2 separate regions of the Mus musculus genome follow, and region 1 is linked to region 2. The links are chromatin loops, found by intact Hi-C in ENCODE. Cell type or tissue: left cerebral cortex. All regions are shown on one strand.

What was found. Hi-C counts contacts between places; a loop is a spot of excess contacts. Peaks named below come from ENCODE experiments on the same cell type or tissue, not always from the same donor. Only the 100,000 strongest peaks of a DNase experiment are listed, where the experiment ranks them.
Region 1: a loop joins it to region 2, with 2.5 times the contacts of the local background. A loop is called at or near these places in 8 of 42 quality-filtered maps.

Annotation. Positions count from the first base shown.
Region 1 is chr10:107,860,526-107,868,525 of GRCm38, forward strand. Otogl (otogelin-like) reads right to left here. Exons shown (of 58, transcript NM_001177567.2): 19 at 6,069-6,278; 20 at 1,620-1,785; 21 at 541-615. Among named protein-coding and RNA genes, the nearest start is that of Otogl, 48 kb to the right of the region's middle. In left cerebral cortex, no CTCF peak of the experiment used is centred here; no DNase peak of the experiment used is centred here.
Region 2 is chr10:108,245,452-108,253,451 of GRCm38, forward strand. Ppp1r12a (protein phosphatase 1, regulatory subunit 12A) reads left to right here. Exons shown (of 25, transcript NM_001368736.1): 10 at 3,984-4,199; 11 at 5,463-5,557; 12 at 6,389-6,493; 13 at 7,306-7,473; 14 at 7,874-8,000. Among named protein-coding and RNA genes, the nearest start is that of Pawr, 83 kb to the right of the region's middle. In left cerebral cortex, no CTCF peak of the experiment used is centred here; a DNase peak (open chromatin) is centred at 4,498.

The DNA of each region.
Region 1 (8,000 bases), 380 kb before region 2:
CTCAGAACAGTGCCAGGTTAGTAGAAACCATGCAATCCTGTCTCGCTGTCATTGTCTACCCAAGGGGATCCGCTGTGAGCCCCTGCAGTGCAACTAGAAGGAGGATCCTGAGAGACAGGTGTGGATAAATGGGTAGCATGCAGACGTGACTGCATTTTTGGCAGACAGGACATAACTACAGTGAATGGTAGTCTGTGAGTGTGGTTGGACACTGTTTGATATCCATCATGAGGAGTGACTCCTATGTGGCTTATGGTTCAGACCTATGCCAGAATTGATTTTTCTTTTTTTGAGCTGTGTAGATGAGCCATTAACCTATAAGACCTCAGGATGTAGCTTGAATGCCTACCTATTCTTAACATCTACTAACAAAAGCTTATTGTAAAGGGCTTTTGTTTAACTTCATGGTGATTAAATTTAGAAATCTATTCTGCAAGCACCAGTACATGCCTTAGACATTCCATATTCTAATGTGATATACATATATATATATGGGTATACATATATATGTATAGTTAATATATTCTTTAACACACCTACCATAAGCCTGAGGGGGTTGGAATGAGCTCCCCTGGCTGGTAAATGCTCCCCCTATAATGACACCGGCAGTGATATCTGTAAGGGAAAAGGTGAAGTAAATAATATAAGATATAATTTTTTCCCAACACAAACAAAATGACTGTTGACTCTTCGCTCTGCAATTGGCCACTATAGACTTTCACCACTCTATGGGACTGCACAAAGCTATGTTGTGCAAACGACAGACAACTAACTAGACATAGTAACTGCAGATATGGAGTGTCAAATAGTTCTGGACTGTTTGTTTGGTCCCAAGAAAAGTCACTGAATGACCTTCGGAGAAACACATCTACTGTATATTTTAACCCTATGTGCAAAACAAAAGTCTTCGCTCCCTGTGAGGGCTAAGAACTTTCTCAGTGAGAATAGAGAATACAATTCTACCACTAGTATGACAGGGAAATACAAATCTTGTTTGTGATTAGGGTGTGGAGAAATCAAGTAGGAATAAACTTCAGGGTTAACTAGTAGAATCTCTCCTGCTTTCTGCATCTTTCTGTGAATAGCTTACCACATTAAGCAAAAAGCACATTAAAGCAAAGTGTGGTGGTTTGTATATGCTCTGCCTAAGGAGTAGCACTATTAGAAGCTGTGGCCCTGTTGGAGTAGGTGTGGCCTGTCACTGTGGGTGTGGGATTTAAGACCCTCATTCTCCCTTCCTGGAAGCCAGTATTCTGCTAACAGTCTTCAGATGAAGATATACAACTCTCAGCTCCAACTGTATGTACCATGCCTGCCTGGATGCTGCCATGTTCCTGTCAGATAATGGACTGAACTTCTAAACCTGTAAGCCAGCCCCAATTAAATGTTGTCCTTGTAAGACTTGCCTTGGTCGTGGTGTGTGTTCATAGCAGTAAAACCCTAACTAAGACACAAGCCAAAAAACAGAAACAAACAAAAAAACAAAGCAAAACAAAACAAAGCAAAATAAAACAAGAAAATTCTAGCAATTTAAAAGAAACAAGAACAAAAGTTCATTTGGCCTATCATAAGAAAAGCATGTACCATCTGGCTATTGTCAAGCCCCCTCTGTGACTTACATGGGCACACAAAAGTTAAGTGTCTCTTCATAGAATTTGCCTTCAGGACAGTTGCACCCTTCAGCACAGTCGTCTTTGCACTGCTCAGGGGAGGAGAGAGAGGTGCAGGAGCGGAGGCAGAGTGACGAGCAGTGGTGGTACAGCATGCCCTTCTGACACACCACAGCTGTGGACAAACAAGTGTCACTTAGGAGACAGTCCCACAGACGGGCAAAGAAACATGTTATGGTCACTCATACCCCCAGAAAAAACATAGATCGTTAGACGTACACTATCTTACATCAGCGAACACATCACAGACTTGATAACAAAATGAAATAAATGAATGAATAAATATAAGGTAGGTATGTATATATGTATGTATGCATGTATGTAGATAGATAGATAGATAGATAGAGAGAGAGAGAGAGAGAGAGAGAGAGAGAGAGAGAGAGAGAGAGAGAGAGGCAGAGAGAGAGAGAGGCAGAGAGAGGAAGCACCCCTGACCTCAGTAACAGTATACGTGTAGGTGAAATTCCTAGTCCTCGGACATTCTATGGCATCTTTAATTCTTCTCCCATATTTATTTGTTCTTACAAAGATACTTTTAAACATTTGAATAAATACATGAATTACACTTAAATCTTCATAATGCATTATTTTTTATCATAGCATGCTCATTATCACTTTGATAAAACACTGACCAAAACCAGTTTGAGGGAGGAAGGGTTGCACATGTTGACCACAGCCCATCACAAAGAAAAGTCCCTCCATTGTTGGTGGGATTGCAAGCTTGTACAACCACTCTGGAAATCAGTCTGGCGGTTCCTCCGAAAATTGGACATAGTACTACCGGAGGATCCCGCAATACCTCTCCTGGGCATATATCCAGAAGATGTCCCAACCGGTAAGAAGGACACATGTTCCACTATGTTCATAGCAGCCTTATTTATAATAGCCAGAACCTGGAAAGAACCCAGATGTCCCTCAACAGAGGAATGGATACAAAAAATGTGGTACATTTACACAATGGAGTACTACTCAGCTATTAAAAAGAATGAATTCACGAAATTCCTAGGCAAATGGTTGGACCTGGAGGGCATCATCCTGAGTGAGGTAACACAATCACAAAAGAACTCAAATGAAATGTACTCACTGATAAGTGGATATTAACCCAGAAACTTAGTATAGCGAGATATAAGGTACAATATGTAAAACATATGAAACTGAAGAAGAACGAAGACCAAAGTGTGGACACTTTGCTCATTCTTAGAATTGGAAACAATCACCCATGAAAGGAGTTACAGAGACAAAGTTTGGAGCTGAGACAAAAGGATGGTCCATCTAGAGACTGCCATATCCAGGGATCCATCCCAAAATTAGCCTCCAAGCGATGACACCATTGCATACACTAGCAAGCCTTTGTTGCAAGGACGGTGATATAGCTGTCCCTTGTGAGACTAGACCGGGGCCTAGCAAACACAGAAGTGGATGCTCACAGTCAACTATTGGATGGATCACAGGGCCCCCAATGGAGGAGCTAGAGAAAGTATCCAAGGAGCTAAAGAGATCTGCAACCCTATCGGAGGAACAACATTATGAACTAACCAGTACCCCAAAGCTCTTGACTCTAGCTGCATATGTATCAAAAGATGACCTAGTCGGCCATCACTGGAAAGAGAGGCCCATTGGTCAGGCAAACGTTATATGCCCCAGTACAGGGGAATGCCAGGGCCAAAAAAAAAAAATGGGAATGGGTGGGTAGGGGAGTGGGGGGGGGGGGCTTTTGGGATAGCATTGGAAATGTAATTGAAGAAAATACATAATAAAAAAAAAGAAAAAAAGAAAAGAAAGAAAAGTCAACACAGGAACTCAAGCAGGACCAGAGTCAAGAGCCATGGCATAAAGATACTTACTGGCTTCTCTCCAGGCACATATTCAGCTGCGCCACCCCCAATTAATTTACTTATTTATTCTCTTTACATCTTGATTACTGCCCCCCTTCTCCTCTCTTTATCCCCCCATCCATGTCTCCTCTGAGGGGGTGGAGACTCTCCTTGGTATCCCCCACCCTGGCACATCAAGTCTCTGCAGGTCTAGGTTCATCCTCTCGCAGTGAGGCTACACAAGGTAGTTCAGTTAGAGGACCTGTATCCTCAGACAGGCAACAACTTTAGGTTCAGCCCCTGCTCCAGTTGTTGAGGGACCCACATGAAGACCAAGCTGCACATGTGCTACATATGTACAAGGGGCCTAGGTCCAGCCCATGTATGCTCTTTGGTTAGTGGTTCAGACTCTGAGAGCCCCAATGGTCCAGTTTAGTTCACTCTGTTGGTCTTCCTGCGGTGTTCTTATCCCCCCTGGGGCCCACGACCCTACCTTCCCCTATCTCTTCCATAAGAGTCCCTGAGCTCCATCCAGTGTTTGGTTGTGGGCCTCTGCATCTGTTTCACTCTCTGCTACCCTTTCTTAAACATCCCAAGAATACCCATTCAAGGATGGCACAGCCTGTGGTGGGCTAGGACCTCCTTCATCAATTAGCAATCAAGAAAATGTCCAGTTACGCTCACAGGTCATCTGAAGAAGGCAATTTCTCAGTGAGTTGAGATTCTCTTTTTCCCATCCTCTTGAGACCTAAGTAAGCATTTATTCCTCTACAAATGTGGCACAATTTGATTATATATATATGTATGTATATGTATATGTATAATGTATGTATATGTATATAATTGTATAATGTTTATACATTGTTCTTAAAACAATTTCTCTATAGGTCAAGCTGAAGTAAAAATGGCAGGCTAGTTAAAGTATTCTAAAATATATCTGCACAATGACAATATCAGCTGACATGCTAGTGTCCATGGGGGAAAGCCCATGAGTTCCTACCCCTAGAAGAAGATCTATAGGCAATGAGTAACTCTGAGAGTCAGTCTTCTCCAGAGACAATCCTCCCGTAGGTTATCTACTTCAAAGTGCTCATCCCTAGACACATATACATATGAGCAATACTAAAGGGACTCAGCTGGTTATATTCATACACATACATGCAATGATAACAATTAAAGAAGAGGTCAGAACTTTGAGAGGGGGTAGGAAGTCATAGGAGGAGCTGGAAGGGAAAGATGGTAAAATGGCATAGAGAGCTCATGTTTATAATATTTCCAAAACCATATATTAAGTCTAGAAAATTAAATGAATATTTCAAATAATTAATAAAGATATTACTTTTTTTAAATGTTTCCCTTTACTTAAACAAAAGCCTAAAACTCAACCAAACAAATACTTTGCCCATTCTGATTCAAACATAATTAAAATGATGTTAGGTGTGTAATGTACCTTAGTGGGAAAAAGAGTGGAGAGCATTTCCAAATGCCATAAGGAGGGATATAAAATACAGAATTTGAAGCACAGGAGAGGACTATAAATCCTAGTTGTCTTAGATCTTGTATTTCACTCATGTGGGACTGGAAAATCCTTCACAAAACAAGACATTGGAAAAGCCAGGCTGAAGAGATGGCTTAGCTATTGAATGCTCTCAAAAGAAACAGAGAGAAATTAGAAGGCTTGGGTTGGAGAGATGGCTCAGTCATTAAAGACTAGCTCGCAACAGAAGCATGAAGGAATTGGAAGACCTTTAAGCTGATCTCTCAAAGATGAGAAACCTCGACTGAAGGAAGGACTAAAACAGGCATCAGAAGTTATTCTGCATAGGGGACCAAAAGGCCAGTGTTTCCAGCTTTGCAGGCTCTGAGCCCTGCTCTTATAGCAGCCAAAGGCTGCCTGTAAATAATAAATGTAACAGGTTTTCAACAATCTTACAAAAAAAAAAAAAAGCCCAAGGTTCTTAGCTGGAAAAATAAACATAGGACCCTACCGAATCCGTCTACCTTAAACGGGACAGCAGACACCGTAATCAGGAGTATTAGAGTCCAAGAACATGAAACAGCCAGTGCCTGAGGCACACTGGACCTACTTAACTACAGATTCGCTGTGTCACAAAGCACCCTCCTTTTTCATATTCTTCAATATTTAGATATGACATTTCCAAGGTAAGAATATTTTCAATATCTTTTCAAATTACCCTGAATTCTTCTTTCAAGATACATTATCATACTCTAACTTAGTAACAAAAAAACCCCACAGTTATTATTGTTTTCTCTCTGCATGTGTCTCTCTACCTCACTCCCTCTTTCCCTTTCTCCTTCTTCCATCCCTCCTACCCTCCCTCCTCTAGTCCCATGAGTTTAAATGAAGAGTCTCTCACACACATTGTACTCAGTCGTATGTTATAAGTTCTTTCATCTAAATATTTCTTGGGATTCAGTTGTTTTCAGTATGTATACATCATGAGATCATTTCAAATAATTTGTATACAATCTTGACATCCCTCTTAAAAATTAAAAGTGTCCATTATGAACACGACACTGTCTAAAGAGTTACCTGGTCATCTGTCTGGGATGTCATACTCACCACAGAAGGAGATGTGAGCTCTGAAATCAATGGGCACACCACGCTGACCACACAGGTAGGCGTAGTGGGCGAGAGCGTTACACAGGCAGGGGCTCCCACATTTGCAGGCATCGTGGCGACACAACTGGTAGTACAGCCCGGGACTGACGTAGACATGGCAAGGAGCAAAGAGCTCCTGGTGGATGACATCACAGTGTGCTGCATACCCAACTAACAGATGAAGAAACTGTGAGTCTTTCTTATACCAACCAGAGATTACCCTAAGAATGGGGTACCAAAACTACTCAAGTATCTTCCTTTTCTAGAAACATATCCTTTAAGTGAGTCCCAGGAAGTTCAGTAACTTACACAGGAAACAGCGTTGAGTCCACATTCAATCCTCTTTGAGCCAAACCAAAAAAAAGAAAAAAGAAAAGGAAGGAAAGAGAGAGAGAGAGAGAGAGAGAGAGAGAGAGAGAGAGAGAGAGAGAGAGAGAGAGAGAGAGAGGAAAAAAGAAAAAAATCTAGTGTACCTGAATAACATAACCAACAAAAGGATTGGTACAAGTGATAACCACAGTGAGCCCATGTTGGAGGATCACCTCGGGAAGCCTGCTGTGAGGAACTGGGGCTTATCATCTCCAGACCTCCCCGTGTATAACAAAAGTGCTTCCTAATGATGGTGTAATGACAGGTTTGTAGAAAACACCATTATTCCCAGGACAGGCAATCACTGCATCCCAATGGAATCTCATGGGTGAAAGATAATGGGGCAGATGCCACAGTCATTCAGCACAATGCACAGTGTCCAAACATGAGAAGCTCAGTTGTGTTTGATTAATAAATCCACGTGTGAAAAAATGGTAGAATAAATGGGAGAATAATGAATAGAAATTAGGGATTAGAGTCCACTCTGATGTCTATGAGGTGTAATTATCACTATATTATTTAAAGCAGGATCCTACCATCACGCCTTCAAGTCAGTGCTGAGCAAGAACAACCCTGCTCAGGACTGGCCAAACAGGTGTGACAAGCCCGGGGAGATACTGTCATTTCAGAGAAAGGAGATAAGGTGAGGTCCAAGGTTCTGTGATGTAAGTGGACCTCACTTGAACTGATTCCCTCAGAGATAAAACTCAGTCAGTCTTCATATTGTCAGTGTCACTAAATGACTGCTGGATAACAGGTCCTTTTCACTCTCAAGGAACAATACTGAATGCGTTTTGTTGAGAATGTCAAGCGTATTCAGTTTGTAAGATAACATTTTCATTAATTCTTTAAGAATGGTCTACAATGTATTTAGATCGTATTCACCATCCCACTCCTCCCAGATCGAAGGCATATTTATTATTAATAAATATCTTGGTAGTTACCCAACTACTATTTTATTGCCTTAAATAAGCGTACATATGGGAAACAAATGACTATACACTGTTGGTGGACAAATTCCTTATCCCAAGAGTCCTGAAAGAGCAAAATAACGCACTGGCAAGGCCACTCCGTTGTGCTCTAAGAATTTGCAGATCAAAACATATTTCCACTGTCATTAAGTAAAGAGTAACTCAAAAAAAAAAATTCTCGTGAGAAAAATATCCAGAGTTCTGTTGAGAGTAGTTGGTTTTTGTCTATTTTCTTTTCTTTTCCTGTCTTTGTGAATTTACCTGTTTGGGATTTTTATGAAATCACAATTTCCAGCAAAAGTAAAAAAGAAAAGAAAACCCTGAAGCGCATACCACAGAAGACATAGTGGGGTGGGGGGGTGGGGGGGTGGAAAATACGATAAAATGGTGCGTAGTGACAGCTATAAAATAAGACAGCTGGAAGAGGCAGCTCATCAAGGGAACTCCACCGAAACCTTTACATAGGAACTTAATAACAAAGTCACCTCAATGGCGAAAAGGAAGTCATCAGAGTTAGAAACAAGACGCGAGAAGTCAAGTGAAACTACCTGAA
Region 2 (8,000 bases):
AAATTCTTAAGATTTTATAACCAATTATGTCAAAACTAAAGACATTAGGTACTCAAAATCTGAATTATTTTTGCTGATAGAAGAGTCTTACAGTATGATATGCTTACATATATATATATACATATATATATACATATATATATGTATGTATACATATCAATATTTAGACTTCATAACACTTTTAATTTAGCACTTAGTGTTTTTTCACTTTTTTCTATAAACATGAAGAGAGATTTAGCAAATTCACATTTACTTATGAGTGAGTTTACAAGTACATCTTAAAGATTTTCAGCAGAGTTATCTTAGGCTGTCCAGCCTTGTCTGTCAGAGCCCAGACTATGGATTTGGGTGCACTCACTCCAAGGACTAGATCCCAGATGGACGCATATAACACAGCATTGCGTGTCACTTCTATTCTTTTAGTATACAAGGTTAATTTAGCTAAAGATAGATGTGCTCAGTTTGCTTGCCTTAAATTATAAACCCAAACTAAAAGAGAAAAAGCCTGTGAGTAATGCCCAGCTGATAATCTGTGGGCATCTTAGGATGGAAACCATCAGCTTGGTCTAGGACTGTAGCCTAGTAACAGAGCTCTTCCCAGTGTGCATGATGCTCAGTATTTCACACACACACACACACACACACACACACACACACACACATGCTGAAGGTAAACAACAACAAAAATTCAGCTTGATTTTAGACCTTAAATCGTCAGTTAATAATAAATTGCGACTTTCTCTAGTTAAAGTAAGTATTGTTAGGATTCCAACAACTCACAGTTTCAAGTAAGTGTGAATTATATTTGTCTCCTAGCTAGTAAAAATTGAGAATTTTCTCAGAGTTGGTTATTCTGGTTCACTGACTACTTAGTTTGCTGAGCAGAACACTAATTATATGAAGACTGACTTAGGCTGTGGGTTATATACCATCCGCCATATAAGGGTCCTGGTGTAGAAAGCTATGTAAAGGTGAGGAAATTACATTCGGTTTTAAGTCATGAAATGAAAGCATTTGAGAGAGATTAAGGGATGACTAGCCAGCACCTTGCTACCAAGTTTGCATAACTTGACAAGAGAAACAGTGAGTATGCAGGCATGGTGTCTACTAGGGAGAGGAAGTTTAGTGTCATGGTACATATATACAGAATAAACCAGAAAATGGGAGTAAATGATGGAATGCCTTCATTTTTAGAGTAATAATTTATAAATTATTCCTTGTAAGAAATCCCAGTAAATGTGCGAACAGTGCTGCGAGAGTTCATTCTCTATGTAAGGCTGCTCTGGAGGTTCCTGTGTGAGGACGGGTGATGGGGATGAGGTCCTGAGGAAACACTGCCCACAATGATAGGTATACAACTAGAGATAAAAGATACAGCCTTGAGCCTTAAAAACACAGAAGGACAGTGAGAGACACGGTCACTGGCTTATCAATAAAAGAGAATGTCAAAAGAACATTAGTGTGAAGACACACAGGACATTGAGGAAATAACAATAGCACTGTTACTAGTAATAGAGCTGGTGAAGTTTATAAGGCAAAGTATGTGATTGATACATGTTAAGTTTAAGGTCCAAATGCAATTGTAAGTAGTCTGATAGATAGATAGATAGATAGATAGATAGATAGACTGACTTAAGGCTAGTAATTTAAGGGTTGGGTTAGAGTAGAGAATAGGAAATTTTAGAATAAGTTTAATAAATTTAATATTTAGTTTGAAAGAGGAAACTAATTTCAATCCTTGGCAGAAAAACAAAGGTAGCCTAGTCTACCTGGGACTAGACTCTTGGAGTAGTTGAATTGAAAGAGTAGGCAAAGGCAGGTTGTTAGCCAGAAAAAAAACCAGACGTGGTCTGAAGACTAAGAAAGTGTAGATAGGGTGTCCTGTTATAAAAGCAAAAGAAGAAAATGTGCAAGCAGAGGATTACAGTTAAGTGTATTCAGTACATTTCTTCATGTATCAATCAAAATGCAAGGTACTTTTACATATTTGAACCAGGTCTTGGATCTAAATCCTTAATGTATATAATGGGAGGTTATCAAAAGTGAGTTAATCAACTGCTAAAATATAGCGATGTCATTTTTAAAATTGCTATTACTGCTCTGGTTTAGTCAAGTCTAAAAGAGCAATAGTAGCATTTCTTTTTTGTGCTTGTAATATTGTTATATTGAGATAACTCATACAGAGTTATGAGAACTTAGCTTAGAAATAGGAGCAGGCATCTCTTACATGCTGGCCTATGTTACACACGTAAATGGTATCTGCTGTCTGCTTAGTCACAGTGGAAAAACATTTCAGTTTGCAGGAGATGCAGTTGGAGCAGGAATTCACAAAATATGCCTATTTTTACATAGCAAACAAGCAGAGAATGTTTTTAACATCTTTAAATACTTGGGAAAATACGTAATATGCTACTTTCTGACACATTTTGATTTCATTGCCCCTAAATAAACTTTTATTAGAGCATAAGATGCTCATTTACATATGATCAATGTTTTGCAAAGCCCAGAGTGTAGCTTGGTGTGCATGCGTGTTGCCAAAATGCATAGATAGCTACTTGTGGTCAAACATAACAGCACACACTCTGATGATCCAGCAGTAGAGAGGCAGAGACAGGATTGTGCACTGGGATGTGTACTAGCTACTCCAGTAAGATTACAGTATACCTTCTGTACAATTCTTGTTACTTTGTTTGACATCCTGAAATAATTCCAGATGCATTTGGGGTCATGTGAACTAAGTAGACTCTTGATGGAAATGATTACAAGCTACCAGAAATATTGTAAAAAAGTGGTCCCTGGCACCATGGTACTATCACTAAAGATCTGCTAACCTGCAGTTTGAGCAGATTTTGACCATGCATGCAAAAGATTTTTCTTTTTAATTAACAATACCTTGTTATATTTAGTTGATATAGTCTTCTCTCTGTGCATTGAGCATTAAAATTCTTGAACTGGAAAGGTGAAGTTGATAAAGTAAATTATTTAATGATAATAACTAGTGTATTTTAAGCATGATAGCTAATATATTGGTGAAAACCCTGGGAAGTAGAATAATTATGCATAAAAATATGTTGTAACTAAAATTGCAGATTAATGTTTATTAGGAAGAATAAACAGTAAATTTAAAGTTAAAATATTTTAAAATACTACTAAATTAAGTTTACTTAGAAAATTAAATTTTCACCTAGGGTGTGTAAATCACTGAAAACAAAGTCCATATGTACTAATTTTTCACTCATGTGCTATATTGCTCTGTGTGCCATTAACTGGGTAAGAATTTTCTTTATTAGATTCTTCCCAATTACCTCTTGAGGAAACTAGGACTTGTTTTAGTGGCTTTCAATTGTCGGGCCACCACACTCCTACTGGATGTTAGTTTATTATAAAGTTGAAATATAGGAAAAAAGTGTGGTTGATTTTTTTTTTTTTTTCTTTTCACCTCCCTTTTCTGTCTTCATACTTTCAATCTGTATCTCTTGCCCTTCTTATTTTAATTGGCTTTAGTTTGATCTCATTGCTTCTCTCATGCCTGTGGAGTCAGTAGATCCTGCATCATGGAGGCAGGGCTTGCGCAAAACTGGCATTGTGCTGGTGCCCAGTAAGGGCGAAAAATCCATGGTGAGGCACTTCTATGTGCAAGAGTGCAAGTATCTGGGTTACGGCATAACAAGCTTCATGAGTGTGGGTTCCAAAGATGCATGGGTCAAGTCCTTACAGTGTGCTCATTGTTCTCTGTATCTGCATCATCATCTTCTGTGTGATATGAAGTGTGTAGTGTGTGTTTATAAAGCTAACCTCTAGAAAGGCGATCTGTTTACTCTCTAAGGTTTAGATTTTTGCCTTACGACCTTAACCTTAGTAAATGTGTTTTCTCCCAAAACTATCACTTAAAATTTTAGACATTATCTGAAATTAATTATCTCTAAATTAAGGAATAATTGGTTTTAGTAACTTGTTTTTGTCTTTTATGAAATAAAAACCAGTTTCCAATATCGACTACAAAAATTTCTCCCAAAGAAGAGGAAAGAAAAGATGAGTCTCCTGCATCCTGGAGGTTAGGGCTTCGAAAGACTGGCAGTTACGGTGCCCTGGCTGAAATCAGTGCGTCTAAAGAAGCCCAGAAGGAGAAAGACACTGCAGGGGTGATGCGGTCGGCTTCCAGTCCGAGACTCTCGTCCTCTTTGGATAATAAAGAAAAGGTAATAGAGAGACGCTCTAGTAAGCACCATTAGATCCTGGGTATCAGCTTCACTCACCGACTCTAGAATATAGAATGCTCCTTCCTGTCTTGTGAGTACCTGGAAGAGCAGTTGTGCTTGCATAAAACAAGAAATTTGAGGAGATACTAAGCCTTTAAAACTTCTTGATATTTTTTTAGATTTATTTATTTGATACATGTGAGTGTTTTGCCTGTATGTATGGAAGTGCACCGCATGCGTGCCTGATACTCACACAAGTCAGAAGATGTTGGATTTCCTGGGACTGGAGCGACACATGGTTGTAGGCCCACTGTGTGGGTGCTAAGAACCAAATCCAGTTCCTCTGCAAGAGCATCGAATGTTTTTAACCACCGACCCATCTCTCCAGCCCTCCAAATCATGCTTTTTGAGTAGAATGCTCTAGGGAATGAACAGGTTTATATTATTTATTATTGAGTAAGTTTCCCGGAGTTAAGGAACGCAATTTTTTTTTCTAGCATGTAAGCATGATCAAGTTAAATTCAATTATTATTTGCAATTGCCAAGCTACCTTTTTTATCTTATACAAGTATGTCTTAATGACTTTTAACTATATTTAACTATATTTTGAAAGAGTTTATATTGCATCAAACAGGTACAACCAAAATTGTTCTCTTACTGAATTGCCTGTGATTGGGCTACTTAAGTTTTTTCAATACATTTTTCTTTTGAATGTTACCTTATATTAGACATTCTACTATGAGGTTTCTTTCCCACTCACTTTAATGCTTTGCTTTCTTATAACTTTATTGCCAAGTATATTGGCAGTGTGGAAGTGTCGCTAACACTACATACTCTCAGCCACACGTCGCAGTAATACAATTTCGATAATGTCTGTTTAGAATACCTTAATATTTGAAAGCATGGATTGTCAGAGTTGTAAGTGGCTCCTTGTTGAACTGCATTTGAACTTTATGTCTTCAACAGAAATAAATGGATTTTAACTTACTACATTAGCTTTATACAAACCTTAGAAAAAGTCATTAATAAAGGATCTTTCTTCCTTTCCTGAAGTAAGTGATTTTCTAACTTTAGCCTAGGGGGGCAGGAAAGGGAGCTGGCGGAGCTGAGCTGTTGTTCATTGCTTTTGGAGGACCTCGCTGACTTGTATGAGTATTAAAGTTCAGGAGCTAAACTGGGAAAGGACTGCACGGTCACAGACGTGTTAAAGCCTCTTCATGTTTTCATCGCACCTTTTGTCATTCATGACTTTCCTGTTGTCAGGAGAAAGATAACAAAGGAACGAGACTTGCGTATGTCACCCCTACAATCCCGAGACGACTAGCCAGTACATCTGACATTGAAGAGAAGGAGAACAGGTGAGTGCAGAGAGGCGGCTGTGTGCATCCCTGCAGAGTCTGCAGTGTTCGCATTGGTGTTAGATGTGAGGACTGATGCGAGCTTTCAGGAAGAGAGAGGGCTGTCCGGGACCAGCAGAACACCAGGTACACAGTCCTGCGGGACAAGAGCATGCAGGCTTAGTGTGTTCCTGAATGGCAAGGAAAGCAAAAGCAGACGACACACAAATAGGTTCAGACACATACAAAAGGGGAACCCAGCCAGACTCAGGAGACAGGAGCAGGGGGGTCTCTCAGGGTTCTGGAACAGCCAGGGCCACACAGAGAAACCCTCTCTTGAAAAAAAAAAAAAAAAAAAGAGAGGCGGGGAGGAGGGGGGAGGGGAGGATGGAAGGAAAAGGGAAACACTGCATGGTCACTGTCTGGGTTTTGGGGTGTTTTTGGTTTTGTTTTGTTTTTTTTTAATTTCTTTTTTTTTACTCTCAAGTGTTATAGAACTTTTTATTTGTAGTCATGCTTTAGTGTCTAATTATGTATCTTCATTTTTTTCAGCTAACATTTTATATATTGTATAGGCTCTCAACATATTTTTGTCATTTTATAATATATGCCTACATATCTGTCTTATGCTGTGAATCACAGTATTTTGTCTTATAAATAATATGCTTCTAAATGCTTTTATTTAGGATTATATACTGACTCCTAGAACTAAAATTCCTCCCACTTTTTGGTAACTATCCTGAAGTTTCCCTATGGGATTTTCCTTACATCTACTCTTTTTCACTAGTACATACCTTTCTTATCCTTCTTCTAAAATTACCTACCAGAATCTGAAGGCTGTTGTTTCCACAGAGAGTCTTCAAGTTTGCGAACAAGTAGTTCTTACACAAGAAGAAAATGGGAAGATGATCTTAAAAAGAATAGTTCGATCAATGAAGGATCCACTTACCATAGAAGGTATGATGTACTTTATAAGTGGCTTCTCTATGTCCTTATAAAAATAGCCGCTGATTTAATATCAGTTATGCAAATCTTTTTAAAATATTACATCTTTTTTGTGTGCTAAATTTAATTTAGAGACACAGTAAATATAAAGATGGTGTGGATTTATTCTAACTTATCCTCTGCATATATATTTAATTAAACTTGGAATATTATGAAATGTCTTTTAGCACTTTTAATGGAACTTCTTATGATTGACTAAATTGTCTGAAATGGGATATTGTCATAATCGATTTAGCTATTGTCTATGATCTGGAACATTTGTTTGGACTACAACTCAGCTATGAAAGCATAGAATCTTAATGCTGTTATAATGGAGACTAGGAGAGTTCTACTTCTTTGTGGAAAGCAAGAATAAGATATGAACACATACACGTAGACACGGGTCGCTCCTGAGGAGTTAACCCATTGCAAAAAACTTTTCTTCGGATGGGCCATATGCCTTATTTCCCTTGAATGAATCCACTCCACAATTTTTGTTAGAACCAGCTTGGCATGACCATTTTTGGTCTATCATATTCTGAAAATGTTCAGTGTTGACTGTTATTGAAGGCTTTGGGAGGAGGAGGCATAAAATTCTACACCATCAAATCAGTAAAATGAATCTATACTCTAGCAATTGTAGGTCCAACTCTTGGTGCTGGAGCTGGTGGTCTGATGAGGAGCACAGTTTGTTTTCTACTGTGTGCAGTTGTGTGATATCTGAGATAGTGAATGTAGCGTCCACATACAGACACATCCTACATAGAAATGCCTCTTTCCTTTAGTTGCTCCTTTGGTAGAAGACAAGATGATTTGATTAGTTGTAGTGTTCCAAGCACCACATCAACACCAACAGTTACCTCTGCAGCGGGGCTTCAGAGAAGCCTCCCTTCCAGCACAAGCACTGCTGCAAAGACTCCCCCGGGTTCCTCCTCCGCAGGCACACAGAGCAGGTGAGTCACAGAGACGGTCTGTGTCCAGGTCTACTGTGTGCTTATGTGCGTGCATGCATCGTTGTGTAGACAAATGTGGGCTCTGGATTTTTTTATTTACCATGTCAAAATTGTTTTTAAGCAAAAATTGGTTCCAAAAAAAACCAAAAAAACAACAACAAAAAAAAAACAAAAAACAAGCAATTATGCATGTCTGGGGAAAAAATATTAAGGTCTTAAATCATATTGCTTAAAATAAAAATTTATTTCTTTGGCAGCTCTGCGTGAGCTGTTTGATTACTAATCTTGTGTTTTTAAAAAATCCATCCCTGTGGTCACCTGTTTTCAGCTTCTAGAAATGGCTTTCGTTGTTTAGCTGTTTTCCTTTTCTCTTTTTGTGTTGCTGCTTATGATGCTATAGTACCTCAAATCGTTTGTGGGCTGAGGATAGTACTGAGAAAGAAAAGGACAGTGCTCCTACTGCAGTGACCATTCCTGTGGCTCCAACTGTTGTAAATGCTGCAGCTCCTTCCACCACCACCCTGACT